Linked DNA regions of Homo sapiens: region 2 is linked to region 1. Evidence: chromatin loops called from intact Hi-C (ENCODE). Cell type or tissue: CD14-positive monocyte. All regions are shown on one strand. Region 1 overlaps SPATA12 (spermatogenesis associated 12). Region 2 has its middle 29 kb from the start of SPATA12.

Region 1 (8,000 bases):
TAAATGTTTTTGAATAAATGAAATAAATGAGCTAAGTGGCTAAGACATGTGTAAATACAACCTCAATTAGGAACAGTCTTGCCAGTCCTCTTTTTTTTTCTTCTTTTTTTAAGAAAAAAAAAAAAATGGGCCCGGCATGGTGGCTCATGCCTGTAATCCCAGCACTTTGGGAGGCCAAGGCAGATGATCACTTGAGCTCAGGTATTCAAGACCAGCCTGGGCAACATGGTGAAACCCCATCTCTACAAAAAATACATAAATTAGCTAGGCATGGTGGTGCATGCCCATAGTCCCAGTTACTCAGGAGGCTGAGGTGGGAGGATTGCTTGAGCCTGAGAGGCAGATGTTGCAGTGAGCCAAGATCACGCCACTGCATGCCAGCCTGGGCAAGAAAGCAAGACCCTATCTCTAAAAAAGAAAAAAGAAAAAGAAATGTGTACCCATTTTCATAACTGAATAAACAATTTTCATCAAAGTAAAGAAGAAAGCAAAGCTTGTCACCAAACCTCTCCACAGCAGACCTCACTCCACCCATCATGCTGATACTATCCCATGAAGAAACTGACTCAATAGATTAGAATTATATATTAAAAAACTTATTTTCAGTTGACTTTCAACCTGTGCAAGCGAAGTGATATGAATTAAAGAATATTTGTACAAACCATTAAGAAAATGGGTCCAAGGATTAATTTTCTTTTAAATATAGCTAGGGTTGCTTTAATAAATTGATTAAGGAATGATACAGAAAAATCCAGGAAAAGAACAAAAGAGAGACAGCCCCTACCCACCCCCACCTCCAACCCAATGAGTTACAGGAGCCTGAACAATACATAACTTGGCCTTGAAGGGTTACTAAACTATGGCAATGGCCTTTCTGCTTCATGCTTCTTTGCCTCAGACCCCCTCTGGTGAGACATGACTGGGCAGCATACTAAGTTCTGGTCAGGGGCTCAGGGACCTTAGTTATGGCAGAGAACTTTAGAGATGGATATTGATGAATGCAGGATAGTCAGAACACGAAGCAGACCATAAGGACTAGAATGATAGCATGCAGGAGGCCACATCTCGTCCTCAACAGTGTGGTACAGGGACTACATCTGGTTCTCTGCCCCCTCTCCTCCAATGGTTCTCTGTCCCCTCTCCTCCAGTGGAACAGGCTATTGCAGGAGATGACAAGTTCCCTGTGCCTAGAGGATTCAAGCTTAGGTTAAACAGTAACTAGGAAGAGGTGTTGCAGAGGTGATTTAATCTGGAGGTGAAAGTATGCTACATTAATGGTCACTTTCAACCCTGAGCTCCTGACAAGCAACCAGTTCCTTTGCATTTCACTACTCTCTAGACTCACCTCACTTCAGTCAATGGGTGTTCATTCACTCAGGACAGTTATTGTGCACCCGCTGTATGCCATGGAGCAGGAGTCAGTAGTCAACAGGACAACACACCTCTGTCCTCTTGAATCCTACATTCTCCTTGGTGGATGCACACAATAAACCTATAAATCAATGTATGAATAAGATCATCCCGGGCAAGCTCTATGAATAAAATACAAGAAAGAGTGTGATAGAAACTAATGGGGGAGGGGCTGCTTTGGACAGAGTGGTCAGAAAAACCATCTGTACAGGGGAGACATCTGAGCAAAATGGCAAGAAAGTGCCTGGCATGGAAGAAGTGATGCTAGGTTGAGGGAACAGCGTGTGCAAAGGCCCTGAGAAGTCTTCTGAAAACTTGAACTCAAATGTTCATGAATTGCATCCCAGCCTAAAGGTCTCACCACAGGCCAACAGTCCCTAACCTCACAGCCTGCCTCTCTTTCCCCTAATTGACCAAGTCAAGGCTGACCTGTATTGCCCACTGAAAAGTGTGTTCTGGGAGGGGGCACAAAGGGCAGCCCCCAGTTTGTAGGGAATTGAGATGTAACGGGGCAAGAACCTCCACTTTCCTACCAGAAGTTCAGAGTCCACTTTTCTGGGGCACAGGCCTCATGGAAAATACAATGTAAGGGGAAACCTCTGGAAAAATAACTGTGCTTCAAGTGCCTCGTGTAGATTTCAGGACGTTCAGTGGGGCTCCAGGTTCAGAGCTCTTATCTGTGGAGATTCAGAAGACAGAAACTAAATTGCCAAGAAGAAAGATACCAAATGGGTGCAGACCAGGAAAACTCTACAGATGGAGGGGGCAATCTGCTAGAAATGAATGAATGTGGGAGAAGGTGACAAGATCAGGTCCCTGGACCCTTAAATAGACTCCCACACTCACAGAGACTAGACAATGTCAGACTGTCAGGAGACCCAAGGCTTAAAAGAATCAAGTGAAATCTACCCACCCTCCCCCCAACCAAGAGGCAAACATTCAATCACACCCCAGAGCTTCCAGAGAAGGTCCAAGACCCCATTTCCCAACAGTGTCCTTGACAAAGTTCATCTCTAATCCCACATTCTGAGATATACTTTGCACAAGGCTAGTTAGCCATAGGAGGTGTTACAGCAAAGCTCAAATTTCCCAGTGCGGAAGGGAACACCATGGCTACTGTGTAAGCACCACCAGCTCCTTACCAGAATAAGGGGAAGGAGCAACTGCCTGCACACCCACCTCATTGAGAAGCTAGGGCTGTGCACGCGCTGTTAGATGTCAGTGATAATAATCACAAGAGCAGCTAACACAGAGGATTTACCCTGCCCCAGTCAGTATTTTAAGCACTTTATCCCTATACAACTCTTTAAGGTTTGTACTGTTATCATCCCCACTTTACAGATGAGAAAACTGAGGCATAGGTAAGCGAAGTAACTTGCCTAGGACTACACAGCTAAGACAAAGACCTAGCAAAGCTCCCCTTCTCCACACCCCAGGGAAGAAAGTGGTTATACCTGGGTAGTGCATGGAACGCTTAAAAATAAGTTTCTACCGGTACATTCAGGGCAACTACCGTCTGGCAGTTCTCGCGTCCTCGCCCAGTGCGGGAAGCAAGCCTGGGCCAGGCAATAAATCCAGCAAGCCGAGTCCTCTAAGAACAAGGCGCTCTGTTTCCGCAACATTCAAGCCCGTGATGGGGCTGCTGATAGTGCAAGAGCAGCTCTCCACCACCGCAAAGCCCAAGGGAACCCGTTTCCACTCGGCTCAATCAGCTTCCAGCCTCAGAAAACGCTCACCCGTCTCTGGCTGCGAGGCACCCACGCTGACCTTAACCCCTTGGCGTCCTCCACCCTGGTGTCCTATCTCGGGATTTTCTGGCTGCTCGGTTTACAAGATGCAGCCGCCGGGACAAGGGCCTCAGGCAGGCTGGGACGGCGCCCGCCGCCCGGAGCGCCCTGAGCCCGGCTCCCCCGCCGCGAAGTGACCCGCGGCCCTGTGAGCCGCCACCAGCAGCGCCCGACGCGACGCTGACCTGCGGGTGCCCCGCGGGGCTGGAGAAGAAAGTTGAGCGAAAGGGGCGCGTCCCAGGACAGGTGGCACCTCCCTCCCCGGAAGTGGCTCCGGGAATTTTCGCTCAAGGGGCTACCCGGGGAACAGAGTCAGGGTCCCCAGCAGGAGCGACGGCTAGTCGAGGCTGGCGGTGGCACTGCCCACCTGCGCTGCGCCCAGTGCGCCCCCGTGCGCTGGGCATACCCCAGACCAGGGAGCGCTCAGGGCCCGCCGGGGACGCCGAGACCTAGCAGGGTAACTCGGAGGTGGGAGTGGGGGTCCAGCTCGGGGACCAGGGCAAAGGAGGGACTAGACCGGAAGACGGTCTCACTCCGGGAGACCTAGCGGGGGTGTCCCGCCAAAGGGGTGTCTAGCCGGGGAGGGTCTAGCGCGGGAGCGGGTTTCCCGACTGCTTCCCGCACTCACCTCGACCCCCGCGCTGGTTCGGCCTCTCCAGGCTGGAAAACTCACCGCGGCGGCGGCGGCTGCGGCGGCGGCTCCCCTGGGCTGGGCGGGGCCGGGGGCGGGGAGGCCGGGCCGGCCACGTGGGCGGGAGGCGGGCCGGGGACCCCCGCGGGCGCCGGAGCCGGGCGACGCAGGACTTGGACGTGGCCACGCCCGGCCACCGCTCGACACCCCAGCTCCCCATGCACGGCCTAGGTCTACAGGGAGGCTAGAAAGAGGAGAGCGGAGGCCCCAGGACATCCCTCCCCCGCCGCCACCTAAATCAGACTCAGGCGGAGAGAATTGACCGAGTCGGAGGAGGGGTAAACAGCCCTGCCCCTCGCTCCCACTGTCCCGCCAGAGAACGCGCCGCGGAAACCCCGAGGGCGGGTCAAGGGCCAGGTACCCGAGTGGGAGTGGACTCTCGTGCCGGGGTGGTAGGGGCTACCCTAGCGGTCCAGGGCCAGAGCCTGCACGCGGCGCCCCCACCCCCACCGCTGGGCTGATCTTGGGTGTGTCAGATCTTGCCCAAGCCTCACTTTCCTCCACGGTGGAGGTGAGAATGAGGACGAGCCTGGAGCTGCGTGAACCCCGGCGCCCAGCAAGCTCTCAGGAATCGCCGGCCTGTAGGTGGACGCAGAGCCTGAAAGTGAGGGGCCTGGGTCGTGCATACGGAAATAAATATGGGACTCTAAATAAAGCGAGTTTCTGCAGGCATTCATTCATTCAACAGATGAACGCCTACGGTCTTCACCACCTCTTAAAATCAGAAATAAAGAATGCCCCAGACTGTAGTTACTGGGCTCAAGAAAGTGTAAACTCTGATGCTAAAAATAAAAAATTCATCGGTTCCCCCCATGTGCCAGCGGTGCATTTTAGGTGCTTGATCGAAGTTAACATTAACGACAGCCTTTAAGGTGGAGGGCCTGTGCGGGCCCGCTTCTCAAATGAAGAAATCGAAGCTTAGCAAGGTGAAGCCAGCCCCCAGAGCCAGAGGATCACAGTCTGGCCCCTGTTTACAGAGGAAAGAGCATCAGCCCAAAGTACTAAGACTCTTGCGCAGGTGCAGGAAGGGTGTGAGGGTTGAGAGCTCCCTGGGAGACCACCTGTAGTGACAGCAGCAGCTGGGATGCAGATCTTCCAGACTTACTTCACAGCAACCTCTGCCTTCTGTTGCAAGTGCTCAGCCTTGCAGTGCTGGGTGGCCTCTTCCTGGCCTGCAGCCCACCTTTTGGGCCAGAAACTGGGCATCTTGAGCAAACCAACTTCTGTTCCAACAGCTGCAACTTCATCCCACTACAGCTTCTGGGGGTTCCTTGACCCCAGACTCAATGCGTTATGACCCACCAGTTTCCTATTCAGGGAACACACTCTCTCCAGTACTCCGTTTCCAAGGACAACTCCTGTGTCCAGACCCCTAGTCCTCAACCTTTTCCCCAAGAACCCTTTTGTCATTCTCCTTCCTCCCTAAAGCAGAAGATCCCTACGACAACCAGGCGTGTTTATCAAGTAATTACATTTACTAAGCAAAGGGCTTCTCCTCTCTCTGAAGAGCCTGCTCCCTCATCTGAGCCCAGCAGTCCCTTCAGATCCGCCAGCCAACACCTGGTGTTCTACCCAGGCAAGCTTGTCAAAGAGAAAAGTTTTCTTTGCATGAGATTCAATTTAACAATTATTTGAGCATCTACTACATGCCACACACTGTGCTAGGCTCTGGGGACAGTAGTGACTGGATACCAAGATAGACACTATCCCTGACCTTATGGAGCTTATGAGCTGATGAGGGAGATAGTCGACTGACCCCTCACCAGGCAGCAAGGGATCAGGATGTGGTGACAGACACCTGGAAGAAGTACTGGCCCAGGCAGAGCACAGGTCACACTGCTGGAAGTCCATGGACGGGGGAGGTAAGGGGAGAAAGAGGCTGGAGGGGCCTTGATGGACAAAGTGAGACATTAGACCTTGTCCACCGAAAGGTTCAGACAGAGACATGATGGGATGTGAGCTACAGTTTGAAGACATCACACTGGCTGCTGAGTGAAAGATGATGTGGCAAGTGAGTCTCCTATATACAGCCAAAGGCAATGTGCCTTTTTATTATTACTAAAGGCAAATGCCTTGACTTCCTCTGTTTTATAATTCAGGATTTCCGGAAAGCAGGACACATCTGCAAGTAGGATATTTAGATTAGCAACACAGCAATTTAACCCACAAGGTTTCTATGTGCAGCTCTCCCACCCTCTCCTATCCATGCTGTGCTTGGCCCTGAGGTGGGCTTAGGGTTGGGGAGGACTTCGTTCCTAGACTCAGACTGAGAGTCTGTGGGGGGAGAGGTGATACACCCAAAGACAGTCCTTTATGGGGTGAGAGAGAAGATAGGCAGGAAATGTGGATGTCTATCCACAAAGTTTGGAAACTGGTGAAGACTCCAGAAGCCTCTGATGGTCAGTCATCTCTTCTCCTTGAAATAGTCAGTTTATTCATAAGGGCCCGTTCTTAAGTTCAGTTCCCTCTCCCCAAACTACAAGACAGGATGAGAAGGCCATGTACGGTGGCTCACACCTGTAATCCCAGCACTTTGGGAGGCCAAAGTGGGAGGATCACTTGAAGCCAGGAGTTTAAGACCAGCCTGGGCAACAAAGTGAGATCCCTGTCTCTACCAAAAATTTAAAAATTAGCTCGGCGTGGTGGTGTGTTTCTGTAGTCCCAGCTACTCAGGAGGCTGAGGCAGGAGGATTGTTTGAACCCAGTTTGGGGTTGCAGTAAGCCATGATCACACCACTGTACTCCAACCCGGGCTAACAGAGAAACCTTATCTCAAAAAAAAAAAAAAAAAAAAAATCAGGCTAGGGTGGGATCAGGGCAGTTACTTAACAAAATCATCAATTGGGGAAGCCAGGGTTTCTGCAAGAAACCCCCACCTGGATGGGCAAAGGATGAGCTGTGACTGACACCAGGCAGAAAAGCAATGGAGAGGGGCCAGGGCAAGGGGCTGGGTAGCACCTTCAGGGAAAGCAGCCGCAGGAGAAGGCACAACCAGGGTCAAGGGTGGGACTCTGAGATGACTGGCCCCAGCCACCTAGTAACCACTGGGTACCTTGAACACTTGCTGAGTGTCTGTTGTGTGTAACCTTACATTTAAAACCCTCTGCTTATGTAACACTACTCACTGTAAAGCAATATAGAAAATAGCAGAGGTACAAAGAATAAGAAAACCCACCCACAATCACACCATCCAGCAGTAACCACTGTTAATCTGTGTCCTTTATTTTTCATTTAACATATTGTGAATGCTTTCCTTTGTCGTGAAATATTCTCCCACAACATGATTGCTAAAGGCCATTTGGTCCATTGTATGCATGTGCCCTCTTATAATCAATTCCGACTGGTACTTGGTTTGTTCCTCATTTCTCGTTATCAGGATAATGCTTAGTAATGAATTTTTTGTTTGTTTGTTTTTTGAGGCAGAACCTCACTCTGTTGCGCAGGCTGGAATACAGTGATGTGATCTCACTGCAACCTTCACCTCCCAGGTTCAAGTGATTCTCGTGCCTCAGCTTCCCGAGTAGCTGGAATCACAGGCACCCACCACCATGCCCAGCTAATTTTTTTTTTTAATTAGAAATGGGGTTTTGCCATGTTGGCCAGGCTGGTCTCAAACTCCTGGCCTCAAGTGATCCACCCACCTTGGCCTCCCAAAGCGGGGATTACAGGTGTGAGCCACCACTTCCGGCCTGAAAATCTTTTTTTTTTTTTTTTTTTTTTTTTTTTTTTTTTTTTTTTTGAGGCAGGGTCTCGGTGTCTTGCCCAGGCTGGAGTGCAGTGGCACAATCTCAGCTCAGTACAACCTTGACCTCCCAGGCTCAAGTGATCCTCTCACCTCAGTCTCCCAAGTAGCTGGGACTACAGGCGTGCACCACCATACCCAGCTAATTTTTGTATTTTTTTGTAGAGACAGGTTCTCACTATGTTGCCAAAGCTGGTCACCAACTCCTAAACTCAAGCAATCTACCCGCCTCAGCCTCCCAAAGTGCTGGGATTATAGGCATGAGCCACCATATCCAGCCTCAAAAATCTTTGCACAACAAATGTAAGCACGCATTTTTAGTTACTTACTAAAGATAAAACCCCAGAAGTGGAATTACTGGAAGAGACAT
Region 2 (8,000 bases), 47 kb before region 1:
TCAGTGTGGCGATTCCTCAGGGATCTAGAACTAGAAATACCATTTGACCCAGCCAACCCGTTACTGGGTATATACCCAAAGGACTATAAATCATGCTGCTATAAAGACACATGCACACGTATGTTTATTGCAGCATTATTCACAATAGCAAAGACTTGGAACCAACCCAAATGTCCAACAATGATAGACTGGATTAAGAAAATGTGGCACATATACACCATGGAATACTATGCAGCCATAAAAAATGATGAGTTCATGTCCTTTGTAGGGACATGGATGAAATTGGAAACCATCATTCTCAGTAAACTATCGCAAGAACAAAAAACCAAACACCGCATATTCTCACTCATAGGTGGGAATTGAACAATGAGATCACATGGACACAGGAAGGGGAATATCACACTCTGGGGACTGTGGTGGGGTGGGGGGAGGGGGGAGGGATAGCATTGGGAGATATACCTAATGCTAGATGACAAGTTAGTGGGTGCAGCGCACCAGCATGGCACATGTATACATATGTAACTAACCTGCACAATGTGCACATGTACCCTAAAACTTAAAGTATAATAAAAAAAAAATAAATAAATAAATAAAAAAAAAAGAACCCTTTTTCCTCATCTGTAAAACGGGGTGAACAATATGTGTTGTTCACTGGGTTGCGACGATGTTTGGAGCCAATGTATATAAAAAGCCCCTCAGGAGGTGCCCCAAATAAGCAGGCATTATAATTTGCTGTGTAGAGGATTAGCCATGCTCACTGGAGACCAAGGAGCTTTTTTAGTGACTTTGCAGCAAATCTTCCAAGATGTTTTCCAATCCATGCCTTTGGCCATTACAAGGGCAGATAATGGTGAAGACACACACACACACACACACACACACACACACACACCTCCCAAAATAGGACCTGAGGTTGAGGGACCAGATCTGGGGCTTAACTCTTCCACTCATTGGCTACAGGACTGCAGCCAAGCCCTTCACCTCCATAAGCCTCAGTTCCTCATCTGTAAATAACATCTACTTGGGCCGGGCGTGGTGGCTCACGCCTGCAATCCCACTACTTTGGGAGGCCGAGGCAGGCAGATCACCTGAGGTCGGGAGTTTAAGACCAGCCTGACCAACATGGAGAAACCCCGTCTCTACTAAAAATACAAAATTAGCTGGTCGTGGTGGCACATGCCTGTAATCACAGCTACTCAGTAGGCTGAGGCAGGAGAATCACTTGAACCCAGGAGCGGAGGTTGCAGTGAGCAGAGATCATGCCACTACACTCCAGCTTGGACAACAAGAGCGAAACTCCGTCTCAAAAAAAAAAAAAATCTACTTACCTCATTGTCCTGATCACATAGTTGAAGGACTGGGTGAAGGCTCAAAGACCCAATCCAGCACATCCCTGGGGTGATCTCTACAGTAGCAGATGTAGGGAGCTGCCCTCCCTTAAGAGACCTCTGCATGCACAGTGACACTTTATAGGCTCTGATGAGGTCTGCAAAAAGGTCCCCATTTAACTGAGGTTAAGCCAGCACTGGCCAAACAAATTTGACAACAAACCCCACTTTTTCCTGCCATACCTAATCATGTAAGGAGGAAACCATATTCTAAGTAGCAGACTGTGGGAATGCTGATGGGATCTCCAAGAAGACACCTTAGAGAGATGTCGCCTTGCCCAGGGTCACAGAGCCCAAGGTCAGAGGAGTTTGCAAACCTCGGGCTCTTGCTCTCCCTTATGTTGGGTTTCTGGCTTCTCAAGGTCAGCAGCTAAACCTCTGGAGGGTGGGGGAAGCAGAGCAGGTCCCAAACAGCCTTTTGGACAGTGAACAAAGCTACTAAAAATCAGTGACCAAAACAGCCCTGGCCTAATGCCAAGATGGGAGCTGATAAGTGGATCAAGGAGAAGAGAGCAGCTAAGAGCAAGCAGCGAAACCACCACGTCTAATGGGGAGGGCTTCGAGCACTATACAAACCAGCCTAACCCTGCAGCATGAAAACTGCCTGCAGCGCTGGGGCAAATTGCAATTCTGGGTCAAGTCCTTCATGTTGCCATCTACAAATCACTCTGTCTTCTAGCCAATTCAGTCCACCAGAGCCACACACGGGGAGGGCCTGGGCCGGATGTCAGGCATCACTGCACCAGACAAGGCCCTTCCCTCCAGGAGAGTAAAGCCTAGCAGAACCGGCAAGGAGGAGGTGCTCAACACATACGGAAGAGGTGAGCAAGCCAGGGGAGATTTTTGTTTTGGAAAAAGAGACATATATGTATATAATCCGTGCCTGGAAGACTCTGCAGGGAATGCCTAATCCCTTGTTTGAGCATTTTCCCAAAGTGCTGAGGGCCACTGAGTAATGGGATGTTTGTTGACTGACTGACCAAATGAATGAATGAATAAATGACCTAAATTAAATCTTCCCATTTCTCCAGCATAAGTGAAGTCCTTACTATCCAACCATTTCACCACAGGTCCATTCATAGGAAGAATTTACAAGAAAGACAAGGACTTTTCCCCCTCAAAATTCTCTCCTTTGCACCTGAGGAAACTGTTCAGAAATTCTGCTTCTGTTGCCACACAGCTGAGGAAACTGAGGCATAGAAATGCACTATCTGTCTGCAGTCACTGATGACCACAGAAAACTGCACTCTCCAGGGTATTTATCTTCTAGAAATCCTATACTCTTGGGCCCCTAAAGTGTAAGTTGGCATCCAGAAATAGAAGCAGCAAGAAATTACTGCTCAGTCAATAAATGCTATGCAAATAGTCCTCCTCACAATAAAGTCATTTGGTTAAAAGACAAACTGCCCATAAATCACAGTAACAAAACTGCATCTCACAAACGGAAGCACGGCCTGTGGGCAGGGATTCCAGGGAGCCCCAGTCCTTGAGGAAGTGGGGTTGGCCCAGGCTGATCTGTGGTCCTTCCAGCTGGTCGGCTTTGTCTCAGCACCTCATCTCAAGGATCCTAGGTCCACCCTATCTTGTTACTCCACCCCTTTTACTCATTGGTCTAGAAATATTAGTAAGTACCTACTGTGTGCCAAGCACACAGTAATGAGGTAAACTGTGTAATAATGGTGAACACAAGAGGTGAGACGTAGCCCCATGAGGTTTGCAGTCCAATAGGTGAAAGAGACACTAAAAAGATAAATACATCTAAGATGAGAAATTGTGTTTACTGATTACCATTTCTGAAACATAAGTCTATCATTCTCCTGACAGAAAAGTCTTTCTAGGTTCTTCACTCTATATGCGACTAAAAATAAGCAAACAAAAACAAAAAATGCCGTCTTTACTGGGTACTGACTATATGCCAGGAGCTTTCCAATGATTAACTCAGAACATCCCCAATGACCCACTGTGGGAGATACTATTATTATCCCCACTGACCAGCATAGATTCATGGGTTTCCACTTAACCACCGCTCAGATGTGTGCAACTACCTCTCCCCCACAGATGCCAGACTCCAAATTCCCTAAGAATTCATATCTTACCCATCTTTTTGTCACTTGTGCATACAATAGTATTCAATCAATGCCCACCAAATGAACAATCAATTAATCGTTCAATGGGCTAGTTTTCTGCAAGATAGTACCCGCTGAATCAGTACTTTGGGAGGCTGAGGTGGATGGATCACGTGAGGCAGTTTTGGAAGAAGAAAGGATCAGTCTCCTAATAATTGCACAAGAGGTAGCTGTGATGCTGTGGAAAGAGCCAGAGCCAGACCCTGGAGATGTGGGAGCATGAACTTGGCAATCATTTCATCACTCTAGGTCTGTTTGCTTAAAACTGTAATGCAGAGTTAAACACAATGAATCTATGATTTCTTCTGGCTCTAAATTTTTATGTCTCTGAAATATATACTAAAAGATGGGGGCTGAGAAAGGCATTTGAAATTGCACTCTGTCTGCAATTTCTTGATCTTAGAATAAGACCTAAAGTCAAACATTTTAGGGTAGGTTGACTGATTAGGGGAGGGCAAGTGAAGTACTTCCTCTCCCTGCACAGCTCAGTTTATGCACTCCCCATAAGGAAGTATATGTAATCCCCATGACAAATATGCTCAACTTGTAAAACCCCTTTGCAGAGAAACATTTTGGATGGGCATGGGTGAGGCTGCCATCCCTAACGGTACCCAAGAACAGTGGTACTGGTGATATGCAGGAGCCCCTGTTCATATGCTGGACAGGGACAAAGCCATCACTTTCAACTCTGCTCTCCCCTGGAAATACCACAGATTCTGAATAACAACTGAGTGTGGTCAAAGCAACTGCAAACATGGGCGTGATGGCCCCAAAGCCATGCTCATTAAACAGAACTCAGCACTCAACAAATGTGGGTCTGTTTGTTACTCCAAGTGAGAGCACTGGGTAGAAACCAGGGATCCATGGTGAGCAAAGTTTTGCTGGTTTCCTTTTACTCTTTGGGTTGGTTTTGAATACGTTTCTGTCTGTTACCTAATGGCCACAAAATGGGGAGAAACAACACAACTTCCTACCTTAGAGGACCACTGTGAGAATTAAATGAGATAAACAGGCCAAGTGATCCACGCAGAGGCTGACATAGTAAATTCTCAAACTGTTGCCAATGCTGATGGCATCAGTGATGGTAGTGGTGGATATAAAAGTAGGGAAATCCAGCTGAGGGCTCTTTGAAGCCCCTAGGGTTAGAAGGAGAAGCAGATGATCCCGGGCTGGACTCTCCTGGGGGAGTATAAGTATACTCCTTGGATGCTTCTCAGAAGAGAAAACAACGTAGCAACCACTCCTGGGAAGGGCCAGGCTCCCCAGATGCCCTGGGGCCCTGGGACTCTGGATAGGTGGATGGGTCCCTGTGGGGACAGAGGCTTATGGCACCATCAGGAGATGAAGCTAGGCAACAGAGTCCTAAGAAGATGAACAACCTCAGAGTTCAGAGGAGGCAGAGGAAACTACAACCACAGAAAGACACAATCATTCACCCAAAAGACTAGCAAAATTAAAAAGCTAAAGATCTGAGGCATGGCAAGATGGTGAGCAAATAGGAGATCTGGTGCCCAGGTGATAAGCAGTGCCCTTTGGAGGATGAACTGGTGATGTTTCAGACCTTACAGGCATACACAGGATGACCCAGCAACTCTAATCCGCGGCAACCTCCCTAGAGAATTCTTGCCCATGTGCTCAGGTGGAACATACCAGAAAGCACATCACAGCACTACCATAAGGGCAACAAACAGAACAAAGCTAACCACCACCATCAGGGAAATGGCCCAATAAACAGCTGGATCCTCGTACTGTGGATATACTATTCACTTGGCTGCAGTAAAAAAAAAAAAAAAATGTAGATTCACATATGTCTTGAAAACATTTTAGGACATATTATTGAATTTATAAAAGGGCTACAAAATAGGCTAACAAGCATAGTATAACAGTACATATTTAAAAACAGAAAGAAAAAAAGGAAGAAAGGAAAGAGTGACTTTTGTTCTACGTATCTAGATAACTAACAAAGTTATGGAAGAAAATGTACAAGGTAGATCCCAGTGGTTACTTCTGGGAAGGGCAGGGATGAGGTAGGAGCTGGGAATGAAAATGGGAGTCAATGGGGATTTCATTTGTATTTTTAACAAGGAAAATCTATTTATTTATTTATAAATAAAATTAATTTTAGGCTGGGCGCGGTGGCTCATGCCTGTAATCCCAGCACTTTGGGAGGCTGAGGTAGGTAGATCACCTGAGGTCAAGAGTTCGAAACCAGCCTGGCCAACATAGTGAAACTTCATCTCTACTAAAAATACAAAAATTAGCCATGTGTGGTGGCGGACACCTGTAATCCCAGCTACTCAGGAGGCTGAGGCAGGAGAATCGTTTGAACCCAGGAGGTGGAGGTTGCAGTGAGCTGAGATTGCACCATTGCACTCTAGCCTGGGCAACAGAGCAAAAACTCTGTCTCAAAGAAAAGTAAATAAATAAATTAAATTAAATTAATTTTAATTATTGACATTACACTAAAAGTTTTTAATTATCTAATGTACTTATTTATTTTAGAGATGGGAGTCTTGCTGTGTTGCCCAGGCTGGAGTGCAGTGGCTATTCACAAGTGCAATTGTAGTGCACTTCAGCCTTAAACTCCTAGGCTGAGGCAATCCTCTTGCCTCAGCCTCCTGAGGAGCTGGGATTACAGGCACACACTACCACAAATGGCTTAAAAAAAAAAAAGGCATAAGAAAGAGGAAGAAATGGTGAGTCAAAGAGAAGACGGAGCTGCCAAGAGCTCAGGGTCTGCCTTTGCCTCCTCTTGGGGGACTGGCCACTCACAAATGCTGGCACAACACATCCAAGCATGGGGCATAGTGTTTTGGAATGAATGTCCATAGTTTGGAATAAAATATTTAATTCTATATCACATTGGTCCTACTTATACCAACTCTTCCTTCTAAGTCTTAGAAAAATCCCATCATACTGAATGGCATTCCTCCTCTGGCAGAGACGTGAAAGAAACATCTCTAGTAAGAAATTAGAGATGTGGAAGAAAATATGTGAAATTTTGCTAACTCCAAATTCTTTTTTTTTTTTTTTTTTTTGACAAGGTCTCACTCTGTCACCCAGGCTAGAGTATAATGGTGTGATCATGGCTCACTGCAACCTCAACCAGCTGGACTCAAACAATCCTCCCGCCTCAGCCTCCCAAGTAGCTGGGACTACAGGCACACATCACCATGCCTGGCTAATTTTTTTTTATTTTTAGTAGAGATGAGGTCTCACTATGTTACCCAGGCTGGTCTCGAACTCCTGGACTCAAGTGATCCTCTCTCACCTCAGCCTTGCAAAGTGCTGGGGTTACAGGCATGAGACACCATGCCTAGCACTATCTCCAAATTCTTGATGGCCTCTACTGACTTATGTAGGCTTAAAGGAAGCCCTCCATTTCATTTAATTGTTGCATACAGGAATTTTAAAATTTTTAATTATTTAGGTTATTTGATTATTTTTACCTTTCCTTGTTTTCTTCCATTCCTCTACAGCTGCATTGATTCATTGCTGTGGAACTGTCCATAGACTCAGTATGGCAGGCTCAGGTCTCCTTTTTTAAAAAGCAAAACAACCAACATTTATCATCTAGGTACATTTATGTTATAAACACACAAAGAGCTGCATTAAATACAAGGGGAATATATCAAGGGTTACCCAGTGTCCACCAAAATCCAATATTTCCTTCTTCCATAATTATTCAAGTTTTATCAGGTACAACATTTTCTTTTCTTTTCTTTTTTTGAGACAGAGTCTCGCTCTGTCACCCATGCTGCAGTGCAGTGGCACAATCTCAGCTCACTGCAACTTCTGCCTCCCAGGGTCACACCACTCCTTTGCTCAGCCTCCCGAGTAGCTGAGTTTACAGGCACACGCCACCACACCCGGCTAATTTTTGTATTTTTAGTAAAGACAGGGTTAGACCATGTTGGCTAGGCTGGTCTTAAACTCCTGACCTCAGGTGAGCCGCCCACCTCAACCTCCCAAAGTGCTGGGATTACAGGCGTAAGCCACTGCGCTCCGCCAGGTACCACATTTTCCAAGCATCCCTGCAGGGAGATATAGCCAAATATCTGGGTTCCCAGTGGAACGTGAGAAGAAGTGATGTGTGCCACTTCTCGGTCTAGGTCTTAGGATATGAGCAACCTTCCCACGGGCTGGAACCCAGCTCTGCCCATGCAGATGATGACAATGCACTTGGAATGACAAAGCAACAAGGTAGAAACCACCTGGGCCTGTGATTGCATCTAGCACAGCCACCCCTGTCACCTTAGAATTACTACCTTACAGAGAAATTTCTTTGTTCTTTAAGTCATTGTTTTATAGGCCCTGGTTTTATGGGTTGTGAACTGTCATCCCAGCTGGGAATATGATTACATGTCCTCACTGGGGCCCTTCTGCAGGTGGGTTTGGTTATTTGGAGCTTGGTACACACTATGTATGTAGAGACAGGTGAGGCCAAACTCTTTTTGGACACAATTTCAGTGAAACTACATGCAAC

The links. Peaks named below come from ENCODE experiments on the same cell type or tissue, not always from the same donor. Only the 100,000 strongest peaks of a DNase experiment are listed, where the experiment ranks them.
Region 2: a loop joins it to region 1, with 1.9 times the contacts of the local background. A loop is called at or near these places in 3 of 110 quality-filtered maps.

What each region holds. Positions count from the first base shown.
Region 1 is chr3:57,075,401-57,083,400 of GRCh38, forward strand. SPATA12 (spermatogenesis associated 12) reads left to right here. Exons shown (of 2, transcript NM_181727.2): 2 at 1-32. It also overlaps a transcript of ARHGEF3 not described here. Among named protein-coding and RNA genes, the nearest start is that of SPATA12, 19 kb to the left of the region's middle. RefSeq lists silencers at 3,263-3,402, 3,883-3,952. In CD14-positive monocyte, CTCF peaks have their summits at 3,421 and 3,620; a DNase peak (open chromatin) is centred at 3,191; H3K4me3 peaks cover 1,886 bases; H3K27me3 peaks cover 5,040 bases.
Region 2 is chr3:57,028,125-57,036,124 of GRCh38, forward strand. It overlaps a transcript of ARHGEF3 not described here. Among named protein-coding and RNA genes, the nearest start is that of SPATA12, 29 kb to the right of the region's middle. In CD14-positive monocyte, no CTCF peak of the experiment used is centred here; a DNase peak (open chromatin) is centred at 4,007.